Regions from separate parts of the Homo sapiens genome. Here region 1 is linked to region 2. The links are chromatin contacts, found by Hi-C or POLR2A ChIA-PET in ENCODE. All regions are on one chromosome and are shown on one strand. The core of a region is the stretch at or near the end of the contact, and the rest is flanking DNA. Distances in the headings are between cores, read along the strand shown.

Region 1 (2,700 bases), core at 124-2,623, 230 kb before region 2:
GGCTCACTGCAACCTCCACTTCCCGGATTCCAGCCAATTCTCCTGCCTTAGTCTCCCAAGTAGCTGGGATTACAGGCTCCCACCACCACACGTGGCTAATTTTCGTATTTGTATTTTTAGTAGAGATGGGGTTTTGTCATGTTGGCCAGGCCTGTCTCGAACTCCTGACCTCAGGTGATCCACCCACCTCGGCCTCCCAAAGTGCTGGGATTACAGGTATGAGCCACTGAGCTCAGCCTGATATTAACCTTTTAATTCAATACAGTCTTCCCATAACAGACCTTCTCCCATTGATGGGCTCATTTTTATTGCTCTTTGTTCTCTACTGATTCTGTCAGTTTTTAGAGCCCATAAAATAGCTTCATTTCTATACCGTCTTATTCACATTCAGATTTTTCATATAGCATGTCACACACAGTATAAGACATTTTCCATAACATATTATGAGTTGATGATTTCTGTCATGTTGAAGAAGATCATACAGCAACACTTATCTTGTAAATTCTCTTATAATGCCAGGTAAAAAAAATGTTATGTGAAATGGCACATTGAAAGAAAGGAAAATCTAAAGGTGGATTGCTTAAATGATTGTGATTGTTTTTCCCATTGGATCTTCTGCAGATGAGAATTCCCTGCATAGATCACCCAAGGGGTGGCAGATCGGGCTTCTCAGTTTCAGCCAGGGGTGGACGGTTTGCATCTCCTGATGTGTTCATCAACAACATGATGAAGCCAGTGTCCTTGGCTACTGATTCCAACCTTTTGTTCTGTTCTTGGAGAAATGGGGAAAAAGATACACTTATATACTAGTGTAGATTTTGGTTATCTTTATTTGTGAAGAAAATTTTTTGTTTACCTCTCATTTTATTCATTCGTTCAGTAAATATCTCATTTTATTCATTCGTTCAGTAAATATTTATCCACCCACCTACTATGTGCTAGGCACTGTGATAGTCACTAGGTATTAAAAAAGTACATTGATGATCGATGCTAAGATTATTTTCAAACTATTTTAAGAGAGGACTCCTAAATTAAAAGAAATTATGTATCAACAGACAAATGCCCTTTTATTTTTTTCCCTACAAAATTGCTGCTGGCTAGAGAATGATGATGATTTGCACTTCTGACATCATTGCCTAATGTTGGGTTTCTGTGCCTGGGCTCTTTATGCTGTGGAGGCAAATGGTGCTTTGAGTGTCTTAATTTCACCGGAATGCTGCACCTGTTGCTGGCTATTCTTGCATATGAAATCCAGACCCTAGAGTCACTTGCTTTCATTTCCTTTTCCTCCTCCCTCTTTCCGGTGTGTGTTTGGGGGGGGTGGGGGTGGTGAGGCAGGGTGGGGGCAGCAGATTAGTAGCTTCTGTGAAGAGTAACCACCTTCCTGTTCCGTCAAGGCTATGATTTTAGCGCCCCCGGGAGTGGTAGTGTTGCGTCACTCTGTCATCTGTCGCCGAAAGACTCATAATCCGGGCAGCCTCAAGAGTTTGAGGCGTGGGTTTGTGCCCGAGTTTGGGGTTCTAGGGGAGGGGTGAAGTGGAACAGGCTTTCAGCAGCTGCTGCCGCCACCTGATACCTGGAACCTTACTGCTATTGAGGAACATGTATTTCCTCTTGGCTTCATTTGCTGTTTGGCTATGACTGAGGAAGACAGGAGGTATTGCATAGTATCATTTACTTTCATAAACATAACTTTGACATCTCTAGGCTTCATGTTGGTTCAGGCAATGCTCTCGAAAGCCAGGGAGCTGCTTTGCAAGATGCATGCTATGGCTGAAGGAACGGCTCAATAGCTGGGAGCTGGCCCTGAGGTTTAAATCCACTCACAGCACGAATTTGGTGTTTTACTTTGTGTCCTGAAACCTCAATAACCTCATTTTTCAAGTGAGAGTTGAAATATTGACACAACTTAACTTTTAAGAATTTTGAAGGCATCAGTGAAAATAAATTGAACGAACTTTGAAGTTCAGAGATCTCTAAAAGTGAATACAGACCAAATTATATCCTGATGATCAAGTAGGAACATCCGTAGTTCCAGTACTATAGTTCATTGACAACCTCCAGAAAGTTACGGTAGTCTAACATTCCTTATTTAAAACCAACTTTGCCATGTTTAATTTATTTATACTTTTATAGATAGACAGATTTACTACTGGACATTCTCTGGCAGAGAAAAATTTCATGGAAAGTGAAGTTTAATGTGAAATGGCACATAAGTGGTCCTGACTTGCAAACTCAGGAATGGCTTGTTGACCACTGTCCTGGAATAAGAGAGCCCAGCTTTGTTCTTGTCTTATTTCTGGATCGCCCTTTCTCCTTTGTACCTTCTGACATTGTTTCTGAGTTCCCTCCTCCCATCTGCCACCCGCTCCTTTGCAACTCTGTAGAGCATTTTAATAACAGGTTGTTTGTGCCTGTCTTGCCTCTGCAGCACTCACTCCCACCTGTTTCCTCAGCCTCTGACTTCTCCTTTCCCCTTTTTGGCATGCTCTGACCTGCCTCCGTAGTTGAACCCGATTCCTGAGGCAATGATATGGCAGGTCCCTCAACTCTCCATCTATAGCACTTGCCTTGCCTGGCCTGGGAACCGGCTCTTTCACTGCTGTACTGCATGGAACAGAGTAGGCACTGCTTAAACCTATCAGCTGCCTGGCTCTCTCAAATGCTCTTTCCAGGAACTCTGGCACTGTGAACCCACTG
Region 2 (2,700 bases), core at 164-2,663:
ACAGTAAGTACGATGAATAAAAATTATTTGCATAATATAGCTAACATAAAAAAAAGAGATATAGTCCTTAAATATGCTCTGTCTTTGTGTTTCCAAAAATTCCATGTATAAGAGTTAGGACTTTGTTTTCCTTGTAAACTTAACAAAAAATTTATCCGTTAGGAATGTGTGGCCTGCTTTATTTAGCACCTCCAATTCTTCTTCTTATTTTTTTTTTTTGCTTTTACTTTGTAAATATTTTAAGACAGCCTACAGCAGTAGTTGGATTAGATGGAAGAGGCAATTAAAAATGAATTATATTGCAAGGTGATTTTTCGTTTATCATAGCTAAGACAATTACAATGTTCCAGTTTCTTTGTAGTTACAAGTGGTTGTCCTTATTGTGTTTTCTCTCTGCATTTTCCGGGGGGTGGAAATAAGTAATTATATTAATATTTAGACATGATTTAGATATATTGTTATCTATAAAACAGGGAAAACAGAGCAAAACTGGCTCATAGGATCCCTTCGTGAATGATAACTAGGGCTTCTATATGTAAAGAGAGTTTTCTCTTTTAAACCCAGTGAACTTTACAATTTTTAACTATTTTAAATGGACATCTTTGTAGAATATATAAATCTTTCTTTGCCTTCTTAAAGCTTGTGAATGTATATTTAACTTTTTTCTGAATTCTTGGTAGTATTGTTGCAAAGATAGAATTAAGGAACTTTAATGGATACGAGTGACCTTAGAGTTCTTCTGAACCAGTGTTTCTCAACCTTTCTTTACATTATCGCTTCCCTAAGGAGCCTGTGTAGACTCATCTTCCCATGAAATTTTAATACCATGATATACTGTGTACTGTATGGTTGTGCTTTATACATAAAAAGAATACATTTTTTCACCCTCCCCCTGAAAAGAAATAACCATTTATTACCTGTGTTGAGAATACATGGTCTAATCTAATATTCTCAGGCTCAGAGAAGTTAAGTGACATGTTCAAAGTCATGCAACACAGTCAGGATGATATTTTTCTATACTAAATGGTAATGCTCTTCATGCTGTGAGTTCTGAAGAATTGGCAGTAAATTTATTCAGGCTGCTATACTTTGTGAGATTTGGGGCTTTGTTTTGTGCGTATAAATTTTGAGTGTCGTCTCATTGTCAGGCACTGTACTGACCTCTTCACACACATCATTTCATTTAATCTTCACAACAACTGCAGGAGAGAGGTAGCATTTTCATCAGTCCTATGTTAATGAATAAACTGAAGTACAGAGAAGTTAAGGAATTACTCAAGACTACACAGCTTATAATGGCAGAGTTGGGATTGGAATTCAAGCTTGACTGGCAAGCCAGGCTCTTATTGTCTCTAAAAACAGTTTCATTTTTGTTCTTTGAATCAGACTGTCAGCCGTTGCTGACATTCTTGGTGACTGCTTTGTGTACCCGCCTCTCAGTTCTGTCTGTAATTCCGCTTACTGATTCTTATCTGTGTTGAGTTTAGAAGCCATATCAGATGAAAGATACGGGGCCTTTTTTATGCATAATGTAATGCACTCCAGTACGTGGCCATCACACCCCGTCTAATGGCTGCTGAGAGGCCTTTTTACCATGGCTGCCCTCTTATCTTCCAGCCTGTTCTTTATATACATCATTGTCAGCCAAATTCTGGAGGGGTGAAGGGTTGTTATATTTGCACATGGAATACTGTGCAGCATAATGTGTGAAGTTCAATATCAGCTTTCAAAGGAAATGTTTTGTATGAATTGCAGTTAGCCTAAATAATTTAGCTATTCACAATTATAAGTCCACAATCCCTTATCTACAATGCCAAAATCTAAAAACAGCTTTGATAACAGAAATCTTTGAATTACCATGCAGCTCTTTATTAAAGTCTTTATTTATTCTGGTTAGTATGAATAGCCTTTTTCCTTGCTGCAGAAATATTAATGTGTTTGATTGCTTCCCCAGACCCTGTTCAGGGGTAGTAATTAATATAGTTACTTTCATAATATTAGTTTTCTAATGTTCAAAAATAATATTACTTCTGAAACGCAACTGAATCCTGATTTTTTGGATTCTTTGAAAAGTAGGCCTGTCTCTAATGTTTCTAACTAATCTATATATCCTGACCACTACTTTTTTTACTTATCACTTTTTTTCCTTCCATCTCTTAATGCTAATTAACAAATTTTCTAGTGCCAGTTGAGATAGTGATTGTTGAAATGTGTTTATAGCACAGTCAGTGTGGATGCCTGATTTGGGTCTAAAATGCTATTTTAGCTGTATATATTTTGGCACTCCAGGGCAAAAATAACATTATATATATATATATATATATATATATATATATATATATATATATATATATATATACATACACACACACACGTATACACACCTGTGTAACACACATGTATATATACATACACATATATGTGTGTGTTTATACACACACATATACACACACATATAACTGTGTGTATAGACGTGTTTGCACATGCATGTATATACAGGTATGTATATATATGCACACTCATGTATATACACACATAGTTATCTACACTGAAGTATTGTAAAGGAAATGAGACAGTATAACTGTGTGCTATAAATAGTTTCTTAGAAATCACTAATTACTCTGTGTTTTTCTCCTTGTCCTTATCGCATTTTACCTTGCCTATGTTAAGGTATTTCTAGGTTTGTACAGGCAGAACAGA

The links. A loop is a pair of places that touch in the nucleus more often than their neighbours do. ChIA-PET counts read pairs that join two places held with the same protein, here RNA polymerase II (POLR2A). Pooled maps may share reads with other maps.
Region 1: a loop to region 2 is called in a pooled map, with 3 times the contacts of the local background. The contact joins two enhancer-like sites. A Hi-C loop is called at or near these places in 1 of 168 maps with a recorded cell type or tissue (naive thymus-derived CD4-positive, alpha-beta T cell) and 6 of 50 pooled maps. POLR2A ChIA-PET finds 5 or more read pairs at or near these places in 2 of 52 experiments (T-cell and naive thymus-derived CD8-positive, alpha-beta T cell).

Annotation. Positions count from the first base shown.
Region 1 is chr6:144,333,003-144,335,702 of GRCh38, forward strand. The region is part of intron 2 of UTRN (utrophin); the gene reads left to right. Among named protein-coding and RNA genes, the nearest start is that of UTRN, 49 kb to the left of the region's middle. Within about 2 kb of position 1,374, at least 15 of the 41 ENCODE cell types and tissues checked have a DNase peak (open chromatin) inside an H3K27ac peak, as active enhancers do.
Region 2 is chr6:144,558,903-144,561,602 of GRCh38, forward strand. All of the region lies in intron 50 of UTRN (utrophin), which reads left to right. Among named protein-coding and RNA genes, the nearest start is that of SNORA98, 150 kb to the left of the region's middle. Within about 2 kb of position 1,414, at least 5 of the 41 ENCODE cell types and tissues checked have a DNase peak (open chromatin) inside an H3K27ac peak, as active enhancers do.